Linked DNA regions of Mus musculus: region 1 is linked to region 2. Evidence: chromatin loops called from intact Hi-C (ENCODE). Cell type or tissue: left cerebral cortex. All regions are shown on one strand. Each heading gives the region's core, and the rest is flanking DNA. Links, peaks and the distances in the headings are about the cores only.

Region 1 (10,059 bases), core at 3,673-7,672, 310 kb before region 2:
GTAGAGAGACTCTGTCTCAAAAAACTGAAAACCAAATTGTCCTAAGCTCAGGGGAAAGATTGATAATGTCATTCCCTTCAAAGTCTGTTGACAAATGAACCTCATTACAGACTGGAAGCCACACTTTCTCTCAGGATGTCCAATGTAATTTTGTAGTGTTTTTTTAAAACTAGGGCAGGGATATTTTTCTTTTTTTTTTTTTTTTTAAAAAAAGGTATTGTGGCTTCTTTTACCTAGTCAATAGAAAGAGCACCAAATTAGAGCTTGCTCTCCCAGACTGGGCTATTCAGGAAAGACAGCAGCCAAAGCTCCTGCTTTTACAAAAGAGGAGTAAACATGGCTTCCCTCGAGCAGTCAGGGCCACTGAGAATGAAGCCTTTGGGCTCCTCATTGCAGTACCAGACATCCTGCCACTCAGCCCTTACCTTCCTCCCGGAGCCTGGCAGCAGCTAACCCTTTGCAGACTGGTCCCCAGAAAATATACCCAAGTGTGTTATAATTTAACACAGTTTCACCAGGATGAACCACTAGGTTCATCGCCAGAGGTATTTTCCCACACCAACCCCGAGAAACATACATAAAGCTTAACTTTCCTTCAGTTTGGTGACCGGGTGGGGGAAGAATTTAAAATGTGGAAGACAACCAGCGAACTTGAAAGAGAAAAGTTGGCGAGGACCTCTGGATGGATTGTGTTTAACTCTGAGTTTTTATCTTTTTCTTACACAGTAACCCTTCCCTTATTAAAAACATGCAGAGCAGCCACGCCTACTGCACACCTCTCAATGCAGCTTTACAGGTAAGATTAACGGCCATCCCCCAGCCGCAGCGCAGACACAGGGCTCCCCCACTCATTTCAAAATATATTAGCCTCGCTCTAATTAGATATTAAATTTTAATTCCGTTAAACTTTTTTCTTAAGTGCACAAAGCATCGTTCTCCCCGGAGGCAAACACATCGGGCTGCTTCAGCAGGAGCAGGATGCTCAGCATTTTGAATATTGTGGCAAAAAAAAAATTAAAAGTTCACTTATTAATATTTATCAGCAGTATCATAATTTCCATCCTCTTATTTCAGAATTTCACTTGAGGCAAAAATACCACAAGTGTAATTACTCTAGCACAGCTATTAATGTGCTGGATGACAGGGCCAGCATGTCACATGACCTTCCATTGTTCCCAGGTTTAAAGAGAAAGTGGGGCTTTATTAAAGTCCATTCCAACACCTTTTCTTTCTATGGGGGTGGGGCCTGGGTTTGTTTTCTCCCTTGTAAAGTCAACCATCTAGACAACAGAAAGCATAAGAAAAGTGGAAGTGGCCATCCAGTTGTTCAGGAAAACCTAACCATCGTAGACTGGAGTTTCCTACTGACTGGTAAATCACACACTACCTCAGCGAGAGAATCTTAGAAGGGGTGAGCGACAGGAGGAACAATCTGTGTGTCCAGCCAGGCTTTAGGTTTCTTGTTCCTCATGGTTACCACACCACCTACTGATTTCTAAAATTAATGGGGTATCTGGTATTGCTTCTTTTAAATACCTGACGCCATCCTCAGGTCTCCCATAAGAGCTCAGACAGCCACTGTTAGTCTTTTGGGCTTTGGGTTTTTTGTTTGTTTGTTTTGGTTTTGGTTTTTTAACCCACCTTTATTAGTCTAGAAGACATACCTAAAAGAGTTTTGAAACATTTGCATTACGTACTCTGTAGACAAATCAAACGTTAGTTATCACACACCCCCCCCAGCACTGTTGAGTGTGACTACTGTAGCACCCCTGAACTGGTTGTTGGATTCTGTGATACCTCTGGCTGTTCTGAGGGACCATAACATGACAAGTGAAGGCAGACACAGAGAAACAAATGCCCCCAAAAGGGATGGCAGTGGGAAGAAGGCTTGGAGCGCGTGGCATGATGGGAACTAGATGGGGGAGGGGAGGCAGTGACAGCAGCCCGATTCTCACCACTTGCTAAGCAAATATTGACTGAGCCCCTATTCTGTGTGCCTGTCTTCCCAGCTCACCCAGCGCATCCTGGGGCTCCTTGTGGATAACACGCCCCTGACACAGTTGAACGCAGACTCGCTCAACTGAGCATCTCAGTAATTCTATTTATTTCTTCTTAGCATGAGCTAAATTTACTGGGAGAAACTACTCTCTGCGTTTCTTTTAATTACTCGTAGTTTACACAGTTACTTCACAAGAGTAAATGAAAGCCGGCTTATACCCTGCCACTGTAAATACCATGCATTAGTAACTTATTTTCCCTGGAGTCTTGTGAAGTATGAATTTAAAGGCAGCTCTATCTGGAATGGTATTAAAATTACAAGCACATTTTACATTGGATTCCCTTTACTATGTGACTAATTTCAATTAGCGTGCTGTATCGTTACAGATGCGTTCACGCTTCATCTCTGAGACTTTTGTTTTCCTACCCCTCTCCACGCTTCTGTGTTTCCCCTACTCGCCCAAAACCAGCCCGCGGCTTTCCAGGAACAATTTAAGGAGTATCTCCTTTGCCCCTCCTCTTGAATTTGGATTCCCCACCAGTAGACAGCCAGTCATACAAGACAGCTTCCTGCCATGCAAATTAAATAAAGATCCCACCAGCAGGGCCTTCCCTTTCTTTATCACCCACTTCCATTTTTCAAGGCAAGTAAAAATAACAGCGCAACAATATCATCTTAAAAAAAATTACTAGAGCGACATAACGGCGTGATATACAATTTATAAAATAGGACAGCAGAATCTACTACAGAAATAAAACATGGGGCTCGGGACAGATTGCATTATGCTCTGAAAAAGTGAGGTAACTAAGGGTAACCATAAAGCTTCGTATTTATAGACTGCCTTTTCCCCGGGGAGCGCAGAGCAGTTAACATTCCAAAAGCCTCGGTACTTAGGGACCCAAAGCGTGCCATCACTTGAGAACCTCTGTGTTGCGGGTAGAGGTGCTAGTTTGATATGAAGCCACACACTGTGCCCAGGATCATTTCTATCATTAAGTCTATTATAAACATGGTGGCACATCTGCTCCTAGGAGCATCAGCTACAGGAAGGACCTGTTTGAAGGTGATAATTTGGGGGCTGCTCTGATCCTTCACTCTGCAAAGGACTACTCAAGAGACACGGCAGTGACCCAGGTCTCAGGATCTTACTGTAGCCCAGTGGCTACTGTTTTGTTTAAAGGAACAAGACTGGTTCTCTGTACGTATTATATTATAATACCTCTTATATTATGTCTGAGAGGAAAGGGACCAAGACAAGGGTTTACTCATCATACTTGGAAAATCAGAAAGAATAAGCAGATACTTGCTCATCTTAATAGGCAGTCCTAGAACTGTTTCCTACAAGTCAGTCAGGGGCTTCGGAATCCAATAAAATACTGTGGTAGCCTCGGTTCCAGCCTCAGTTCCATCTTGACTCTTGAACAGCGCAGTTGTCCCGTGGAAGCAGATTCCCATGGTACATCCACAGTGAGAGGGCCACTCAGCTGGCAGTCCAAGCAGAACTTACATGGCAGGGAAATGTGACCACTGTGTGGTCCCACATAAGGCAGCTGAAGATGGCAGCCTAGCTGCAGCTGCCAGTAATATTACTGTGCCAACTTCCCTGCTCAGAAAGAATAGAAATGCCTTATTGCAATTATAAAAGATGCATTCAGAAAGTGCTGGATGCAAACAGATGATCTGATAAACCATCGAGGAGTGGGAAATGGTCACTGTACTGGGAAATCATGAGGTGCCACCCCCACCCCACCCCCTTTACTTTTAAAAAAGGAAGCAGGTGATTCCATAGGGGAAAGAGGGAGCTGCCGAGAGCATGCTCAGGGCATCTCTCTGGGAAGTACTTCAGACACTGGGTCTATCCAGGGAGCAAGCCTGCAGCTGACTAACAAGCAGACTCCCCGCAGCCCAGCTTCTCTCCTCCTCTCCCTTTGTTTCTGGCTCATACCTTCTCTTTGGTGCCAGCTTTTCTAGAATAGTTAGGACTCTTCCATGACGGGCCAACTGAAGCCACTCTGCCAGATTGTCTTGTGATCATACTCTCTCTCATTAGGATGGAAAACCAGGCATAGTGTAGTCTGCAAGAAGACAATTTTGATAAATCTTCATCTAATTACAGCTGCCTCTTTTCCCAAGTCTGTCCTCTTGAATAATAAAATGAAAAGTCACTTGGGCACACTCCCTGCACAAGTGAAAACAAATGGGGTTTCTTCAGTCCGGTGGTATTGTGACAACTGTCCACAATGCACACAGGGTGGCCATCACGCTTACGTCGGGATGACAGAAAACGAAGAGTATTCTACCAGACTTTAGTTTGGAGTGGGTTTTATTGGAGTTGGGGGGCGGTTTACATACTTTTTTTGCTGGCACTCATTTGGAATGGGATGGCTTTGTCACCTTTAATATGGATATACTTAGTCATAAAGGAAATAAGATTTAGCCTCCCCCCCCCCTTTTTTTCCTTCCTTCCTTCCTGGAGAGTTTTCTACACATCCAGACTTCTGCATGACTAGTCTGAGGCTGAGAGATTGTGTGATGTTACCATCGTCTGGTTATGTCAGCCTTCACTCAGCAGGTTCAAAAAAAAAAAATCATTAAAATGGGAATGGTGGGGGAGAAACAATGATTCCTGTTCCTCCTTTCCTCTGAGTGCTTATGGAAGTTCTCATAACTTTTGAGCCGTGTGGCCATATAATCTGATCAGATCCCAGCTACCCAATAGAGAACTCATCAAAATGGATAAAGAAATGAAAATCCCATTGTATTTCATACTCAGTTCCTCTCAAAAAAAAAAAAAAGTCAGTGGCTGTACACCTCATTTTAGAAACCTTTGTCTAAACCATATGACTCCAGCAGGCAGGAGCCAGCAGGCAGCTTCACCTGTAGACTCACCGGTGCCCAGATAGCTTAACCAAATGAAGCTCAAGGCCCCTAAAGCAAAATCCTACAGCACTTGGAAATTGTCAGCCACAGTACAGTGCGAACTTGAACCAAAAAGCTATCGAAGACACCACATATCCATAGCTTTCTTGACTGGCCTCCCCTACTGCTTCATTTGATTTCTCTTGGTTGATGCAGGCTTCCATGGCTGAGAATAGTATACCTCTGTACACTACCGCTTCCATGGGAAATCCCACTCTGGGCAGCCTGGCCAGTGCCATCCGGGAGGAGCTGAACGGGGCCATGGAGCACACCAACAGCAACGAGAGTGACAGCAGTCCAGGCAGATCCCCTATGCAAGCTGTGTGAGTATTGTCTACCCAAAGCTCTCTGTCACCTGACCTCAGTCTCCCGGCTCTTCTCTGGCCCTTCTGGGCACCTTTCCTATCATTTCCGATTTCTTAGGAGCCCTGGAGTCACATGTTGGTGCATACAAGGACTAGTTAGTAATTTTCTCGTAGAAGCAATTGGCTTCATCCACGGTAAGTGCACACAGCAAGAAAATGAGAAGTCTCCTCCATTTTGGGTCTCAGACCATTACTTAATTCACACTGTGATTTTCCTCCTAAAATCACTATACACCTCTTCGAGAAAGCTCACGGTGTGTCCAGCTTCCCGGCAAAGCCAACCAAGCCTGTAAGGAAGCTTGTTTACTTGCTCACGCACTCAGTTTAACCACTTGAGCTCGCCGCAGCATTATTACCAAGCATTAATGATGGCACAAATGAAAGGTGGCATGATTTATAGATTGCTCTTAAAATATCAAAAGGAAAATTAATAGGAGCATTACAGCAGCAGACGGCGGGATAATGAGAGCACATATAACTGAATGAAGCAGTGGGCCATGGTTGCCTGGGATGAATGTGAATGGTAGGTACCAGAGCCACACTAACCTCAGGGAGGCCACCGAGTTGAAACTCGCCCCTTTGTGGCCCCTGCTTCAGAAGAGACACCATGTGATTCCAGATGCTTCAGTGCGCAGTGAACCCAGCTGCGAAGGACCGTCTTCCTTTCAGGGACTCTCTCCAAAACCATAGCCCACTTGAAGTGACTAAACCAATTCAGTGTTTCCACCACTGTCCGCTCCAAGAATAGGCTGCTTGTCTGCACATTCTTTGTGGATTACTGACCAACATCTTATTTTAGGAAATTTGCGTGATGGGGATGGAAAATGTGACCTTTAACAAGTACGGAGAGAATGAACTGGCGTCTAGCGACAAAGGGGGGCAGGGGGATAAATGGGTTCTTCCAGCATGGTGGGCAAACCTGAAGTTTTACTTTCTAGCATTTTAATCCCATGCCCTGGGTGCTCGGAGAGGGGTCTTTAGAGGTAGAAGCGATGGTTTGCGACTTGTGGGCAGAGTCCCCCGAAAATGACACACCAGCATTTTAGGCAAGTGTATGATGCCTTCCCCACGATTGGCACAGAATTTCATCTCCCCTACAGCAAGCTGCTGTTTCTCTGACTCTTTTGTTGCCTCACTGATACTCACCGTGGTGGTGATGTTGTATGTCAGCATCCAGGAAGTTCAGAGCAAACTGTGAGTTGGTAATGTAAGTCACTCCCAGATATTCCCATTGAGAAAGGATATGTGATGTTACCCAGTGGAAGGCACAGTGTTTTCTTAGAGTTCCAACTCCAAGGTATAGTACCTATCTACCTTCCTATCAGTAGAAAAAGTAAATAAAAATTAATTAATTAATTAATTAATTAATTAATTAAAAAGGCCCCCACAGAGAAGCCTCTCAATGAGGGAAGTTCATTTGCTTACCAGGACTGAGCAAACTGCAGACGTAGCAAACATGCAGCCACCATCTTAATGTGCAGCAAAGCAAAAGCCTCACAGCTCGAGGGACAGAAAAAGAGCCCCGAGTGGAGCTATCAGGACGTGATGCCCACACGGCAGGTTTGCGCCCCGTGCCCTGAGGTCCCCTGTGCCGACAACAGCCTCCCTGTGTAGTCAGTACAGCAGCCAGTTAGTCTCACTGACCCCCTTGCTTCCACTAAGTGAGTCTATAATGAGAGATTTCATTCTTGTCCAGCGTGCATTACCCTGCTAGGATGCAAATTGTTTTTTAACCGTTCCAGTCTATTGAAATAAATCAACCCATAAACTTTACAACAAGGCTTACAAGCCACTGTGAGGACGCTGGCCCGCCCGGCACAGAGGCAGCCTTGTGATACAGCGCTCTGCTCTTCACACAAACCACGGTATCGCCTTTCTCTTTCAAAAAGAGAAGAAGGTAGTCGCATAATGACGGTTTGCGGGCAGTGTACTTTCATTCTGGTAGGACCTGAAGGGCCACCACACCAAAGGCCCTGTGCTGTGTGTGTACCCTGAACAGGATCACAATGCCTTTAAAGACTAGTCAGCTATAGTTAAAAATCTCATGTGTTCCCAGAATGGCTTTACAAAAGGACTACTCAGATGTAAGCGGAACAGAGAGATGGTTTGGGCCCCATTATCTGTTAGGAGCCTTTTTGGAAATAGTGGATGCTGGAGAGAAAGGGTGGGTCTGGTGGGGGAAGGCTCAAGAGGGGCACCCATTGTACTGTAGACGGTACACTGAGTATATGCCCAGTGGGGGGGGGGGAAGCCTTTTACAGTGTTCATCTTACAGGAAAGGTCGAAGAATCCTTGCTGTCATGCTGGTGTGGGTTTTCAGGTTGTCACAGTAGATCTAGTTGGTGGCATTGCCTTCCATTTGATGAGAGGCACTGGGATAGACTGTAGATGCAGCAGCACCAGCACCTATGTTTGGGGACAGTGAATATGCAGTGCATTCCGGAGACAACAAACTAGTCTCTGGTGTTGGGGACTCTCTTTGGGGGAACCGTCAGTTGGTCTGTCATTTGGAGCTGGATCTGGAAAGCAGCGATTTACAGTTGCAAAGCAAGAACTTAACCTGAAGACGAGTCTGCTTTCTCTAGGGTTTCTGAGCCTTCCCGCCAAGGCTTTGTGTAACACCATCAGATTGCACCCTGCGAACCAGAGATTAAGTACTAAGTATGATAGCTTTCAAACATCGAAGCACAAAAGTGTTACTCTGGAAAAAAAATAGCAGTTGACCCTCAGTAACTGATTAAAACTAATTTTTTTTTAAAGGGCAAATTCCTGTTGCTGGATATTACTCCACCCACTTTGTTGGTGGTGACTGACAAAGTCACTGTTCTCACTAGTGAAATCAGGAGGCAGACACAGAACTCCACGGTGGTCAGTAAAGCTAGGGGTGCAGGGCAAGGTACCTCGGACTCACACCCCCCCCCACACACAAACACCTGCTCGAGAGGCCACAGGCTGTGTTTCTGAATTAACGCTGGGGACACTGAGATCGAGTCTCACTTGATAGAGCCTCTCTGCAAATTAATATCCCAATAAATCAGGAGAACCATAAAGATGTTTTGGCCTCTGCTCCAACAGTTCCATTCTTAGACATTTATCCCAAGGAGGTAAATCAACAGGAGGAGAAAGATTAATGGCTAGCAGTGGTTTACTGTACTATGCAAACAGTGGAGGGAAGGAGGGTGATTAGAGAACGCCAGCTGTAAAGGTACTGACCTATCAACAGAAGGAATCACACAGAGCCACAAAAACAGTAATGGAAAAGCCAAAAAAAGAAAAAGCTGTAAAGTACGTTCTTCAGAGGGAGAAGCAAGCACTCACTGTGACCCGAGCTGACTGCACAGGCATGGGGACACGTCCATTTACATTGGTGCCCCACGCCTGGAAGGACACTGCACTTGTTCACGGTCACGTGTTCGATTTTTTTCTTAAAAGTTGTGAATATTTTTCATTCAGGGGTTCTACAAGCTATATAGCGAGGCCTGGGCCTTATTTCAGAAACAAGGATGACCACACTAGTAAAAACTTGAAGAAGCTGGAACCCACATATAAAATGTACTGGGAGGCTTGGGTTTGTTTTGCAAATGGTTTTTAAGAATGTGGGCATAATTGTTTAAAGCTATTTATCTGACATCTAGCCCCCCAAGACTCCCTCTATGCTGTGCTAATTTTAGTGTCAATTGATCTTGAAGGTTCTTGTCTTCCAGAGCAGCCCAAAGTGTGCCTCTGTTTGTTTTTAAATGGTTCCAGGCGCCTTTGGGGCCCCGAATACAGCATCAATTATTTAGGAAGCCAGCCATCCCCAGTACCACCTCTTATTACTAATACTTGATAATGTCCATTATAAGTCCCTCCCACTCGCAGCCTGTCTGGGAGATGTGTGCATTTTAACTTGAATGGTTCTTTTACATATCAAAAGCCCCCTGCAACAGAAAGTCATTTGTATTGGCAAAAGATCAGTTGTAAATATGATTTACGAACAGCTTTTCGCAGTTGTTATCAGAGTGGTTTTGTGTGATCGAGCCAGCCCTCTCTAGATGAACCGAGCCCCCAATCCATAATGAGAAAGTTGGCAGCTCTCAAGGTAGTGAGAGTGTCCCAGTGGCGGCTACCAGCCGGGCCTCATGTTTTGCCTTGTTTACAGCTGACAGCGTTATTATTCTGATTGGGGCTCTGCTCTCTTATCATATTGCTGTGTTGAGCAAGCCTTTTCCTCTCCGTTTGTGTTTCCTGGCAGGGCTTTTCTTGCCTTATTGACAGTTTGTAAAAATATGCATTAATTTGGAGCTTCAAGCATGTATCATGGTGTCTCTTTGCTGTGTTTGCTTGAAGTTGATTAATGATAGAGCCTCGCTTGGGGTCGTCCTCTGGAGGGTTCTTTCACAGGTTCTGCATGTTAACTAGCAAAACAGAACACACAGCAAGCCATGATTAGCCCAGCCTCCTGTACTCAGTGGTCCCCACGAACCACTGCCGTATTACAGATTCTCATTTCACATAATTATTTGCAGGGTGGCATTCGTCCACCCAGGATGTCACTACGGGGCCTGTTATTTGGTACTCCAAAGGACGGTCCTGGGACCAGCCCCATCACCTGGAATCTCTTAGAAATGCACAGTCTGAGCTCCATACACTGTACTGTCACAAGGGCCTTGGGTAACTTGTGTGTCCTGAAAAGCAAGAGAAATGATTTCCATAGAGAGTTTATTCTAAAGCAGCATCCAAGACTCTTACCAATGCAGCTAATACACCGAGCAGTACAGAAGCCCCTGGCCTCAT
Region 2 (4,000 bases), core at 1-4,000:
TTCAGAGCAACCTGAAGCATCTCTGCACTTGAATAATTACATCCTCACCTCATTTAAAAAAAAAAAAAAAAACGGACACACCCACGCACCAAATTGACAAGTCTGAGATATAAATCTAAAGTACTTGAAAGTACTTTTATTTCAAGGTGCATAAATCTTTCTAAGTCCATCAATTAATTTTATGTAGTTTTAATTACAGCTCCTAACCTCTGCAGTTATTACAGGGCTAGATGTTTCCTCTCATGTACACAGGGAACTGTGCGGGAAGATGGAAGCGCCTCTGCCCAGGCAAATGAAGAACAGTGGTCTCTTTAGGGCCTCCATCTTTGATATTTCCAGCTCAACCCCAGTTTCCTTCCTCAGTCTCTTTTTCTTAAAACTGGGAATTCAAGAGTTTCTGACTCGCCTCACAGGGATGTAAAAATTATTTTAGATTTACAAGCTTTCTGAAGATTAAAAAAAGCTCTTTATGTAAGTGCTAACTATTGCCTTCAGAACTAACCTATATTTTATGAAATATAATGGAGTCAATTATTTAAAAATGTAGACTAAAACTTGTCTACAGCTGACTAAAATGAAAAGAATTCAACTGTAAACCTTTTTAGGTGTGTGTGTTTTATAGAGCTCCTGAAACACATGCCATCTAAAAATCACAATAGCAGAATTTTTCTGAAACTTACCGCTGAATGGGAAAAGTCACTTATATGGGAAAAATTTGTCTTGCGTCTGTGAAAGCAAAATTACAACAGCTGCCAAAACATGAAAACTTCATCATCGTGGGGCAGAATGTTGAGAGGAACGCCAAGGAATTTATCGTTATTCAACATTTCAGGTAACATTCTCCTGTCGTCTCTTCTGGGAGGAGATTTTTTTTTCTTTTTTGCTCCTCACTCTGGAGAGGCGCGTCCACGTTTGCTGAGAGACACGCAGGAAATAATATAATGAAAGGTTCATATCATGTTTGACTCTGCTCAGCGAGTGAGCAGGCAGGCAACCCTGTAACCTTCAGATCCCTGCTCTGCGCTGCAACTCACAGAAGGACAGGTTGGCTGGAAAAGATGGGCGTGGCTTTCATCTTCACCAACCATGCAAAGCATCTGCCAGCCTTCTCCGTCCTTTGGGCTGAGGAGGCTTTGACACCCGGAAGTGAAACCAGGCAATTGAAATAAAAATGCTTTCTAAAATTTAGGATGATTACCCTTATTATTCGTTCCTGGTGAGCCTTTTAGTTTGTTAATGGCATACGTTTCATGTCATTTCCACTTTCCTAGTTAAACCACTGCCATTCCTCAGGCGTCCCATGTCAGACCATGCTATATCCACTTGAGAATGTCGGACCATGCTATTCACTTGAGAATGTTTGCCTTGTCAAGAAAGAATGGGAATGCCTGAGTTGTCTGATGCAATACTATTCATTTTACTCTCTAGCACATTGGCCTTATTTTAGTTTGGGTTCCTCAGACGTGGACACCAAGTCAGGGACTCAGTGGGAGTGTTGTACTCTAGAGCTAGACCCAGGAAACAGGGTAGGGAGGGGGCCGTATGAAGGAGGAAAGGAAGAGGAAGCAGACAGCAAAGGATGTGGCTCTAGCCATTACCACTGGGGTGTGTATTTCTACTGGGGACGTCCTAGAATTAGTAGCATACTGAGGCCTGGAGTTACTCTACCAGGAGAACAGAGAGGTAGATTATTATAGCATTTGACAGCCAGAGAAATGCTGGGGTAACGGGGTAGTCTTTGCTGACATGTCCAGGGACAAACAGAGAGGTGAGCTCTGATGGGGGTCCAGGGAGAAGAACTGAGATTAGCTGATGTAAAATAATTAAACACATGGGGGTCTTCACACACTCTCTTTATCCACAATGTATGTAGATACAAAAAAAGGGGACATGTTAAAATATTTTTTAAAAAAAGTAAGCAATTTCAGTTACAAAAATCTTGAAATGCATTCATGGGTCCCAGATTACAAATACTCAGTGATTTGAGGACAGGTTACACTGAATTCTTGTTAAATTCTTACGGAACTTATGGTCCCAAAAAGGTTATAAATAGAACCTCATACACACAATAGCCACATACGCAGAAAAGACGTGAATATGGTATGATCAAATGATTAGGACACAGCAGATAAATGAAGGAGCCAAGCAAGTGCCATGGTGATGCCAGGCACTTTGTATAACACAGAGTACTGAGAGAGGCTGTAGCTTACAGCATGCACAGCTATCAGAGCTGAGGGGCTGTTTGCCTTCCCATCGTTAGGAAGACTGTGGTGTCAGGACATTGGCTGGCAATTGAAAAGGAAAAAGGGAAAGGATGGACCATCTAGTGACTGCCATATGCAGGGATCCATCCCATAATCAGCTTCCAAATGCTGACACCATTGCATACACTAGCAAGATTTCGCTGAAAGGACCCAGATATAGCTCTCTCTTGTGAGACTATGCCAGGGCCTAGCAAACACAGAAGTGGATGATCACAGTCAGCTATTGGATAGGTCACACGGCCCCTAATGGAGGAGCTAGAGAAAGTACCCAAGGAACTACAGGGAACTGCAACCCTATAGGTGGAACACAATATGAACTAACCAGTACCCCGGAGCTCTTGTCTTTAGCTGCATATGTATCAAAAGATGGCCTAGTCGGTCATCACTGCAAAGAGAGGCCCATTGGACTTGCAAACTTTATATGCCCCAGTACAGGGGAACACCAGGGCCAAAAAGGGGGAGTGGGTGGGTAGGGGATTGGGGGGGGTGGGTATGGGGGACCTTTGGGATAGCATTGAAAATGTAAACGAGGAAAATACCTAATTAAAAAAAAAAAAGGAAAAAGGGAAGGCAAGGCACCCACCTTAGATTTAGGGGAGTTGGTTTCTAAAATAATTTTCTACTTCTTTTTTCCTATCTTTTTTTCTTTCTTGACCTCCTCCTCCTTCTCCCTCTCCCTCCTTCCCTCTTCCTCTTCCTCTTCCCTTCTGCCCCCCCCCCACATCCTACCATGTGTGTCCTGAAGAGAAGGGAATATGAAAAATGGGACACCCATTGCTAGAAAGAACCTGTGCCTCATGCCTAAAAGGTACAGAAAGAGAACTTTTGAAAATAGATACTTTTTCCATTTCTTTTGCTGGAAACCAAAATGAGCACCTCTGAGACATACCCAATCAAATGCCTCCTCTGTTTCCACATCCTTTGCACGGCATCTGGAGTGGGCTGGACCATGGTTTTCATACGGGAGAGCACATAGAATGCCCAGGGAGTGTGTTTGTGACGGTTGCTAGACTCTGTTCTAGAGATTGACAAGTTTTGATGGATAATTCTTATTCAGAAGTTCCCACGTAAGGATGTGCTTGGGTTTGTAATTCAGTCTGGGCTCAAAAGAACAAAGGAATCCTGGAGCAACCTTGCTGGAGCAGACCCAGGTAGGTGAACAGCTCCTTTCCTTAGTGCAGGATTTGCAATGTTCCTAATTTAAAGGTACAAAATTAATGATGCCCCAGCATCCCAAATGCTTTACCACAAGGCAACATTCTCATACCAGGAAGCACTGTTTCATGCATGAAAAAGTTCAATCACTTTATAAAATGGAGGCTGGGACATCTCTGCTGTCCTTCCTAAAGCGAGGCAGAAGCGTGTAAGTGTTCTCTAATGACACAGGCTCATCTCAATGACCATCCATGACAAGACATTAACTTGAATATATCATTTTGCTGCTGTTAATCATGTCTGTAGCTCCGTCCTTGTCCCCCTCACACCTTGCTGTCTCCATCTTCCACTTTTAATTTTCAATGATTAATGTGATGCATTGGAATTGATCACAGTTCTTCCATGGTCTGGCTCTGGAATAAATTGACTCAGGAAGCTCGGATTGCTGTCTAAGATACTCTAGAACCCTTTGCCTGAGACTCATGGTTGAAGCTGCTATTCCATAGCAGAGCTATCGGATGCATGCTGCTCTTAGAAGCCCTCCTAGAGCCCATGGTACCATGACATTGATTTTTGTCTTC

Evidence for each region. A loop is a pair of places that touch in the nucleus more often than their neighbours do. Peaks named below come from ENCODE experiments on the same cell type or tissue, not always from the same donor. Only the 100,000 strongest peaks of a DNase experiment are listed, where the experiment ranks them.
Region 1: a loop joins it to region 2, with 2.3 times the contacts of the local background. A loop is called at or near these places in 3 of 42 quality-filtered maps.

The regions. Positions count from the first base shown.
Region 1 is chr6:98,930,456-98,940,514 of GRCm38, reverse strand. Foxp1 (forkhead box P1) reads left to right here. Exons shown (of 19, transcript NM_053202.2): 17 at 727-796; 18 at 5,075-5,241. Among named protein-coding and RNA genes, the nearest start is that of Gm38865, 190 kb to the left of the region's middle. In left cerebral cortex, for the core only: no CTCF peak of the experiment used is centred there; DNase peaks (open chromatin) are centred at 3,921 and 6,019; H3K27ac peaks cover 293 bases.
Region 2 is chr6:98,627,415-98,631,414 of GRCm38, reverse strand. No RefSeq gene overlaps it. Among named protein-coding and RNA genes, the nearest start is that of 4930595L18Rik, 77 kb to the right of the region's middle. In left cerebral cortex, for the core only: a CTCF peak has its summit at 1,582; no DNase peak of the experiment used is centred there.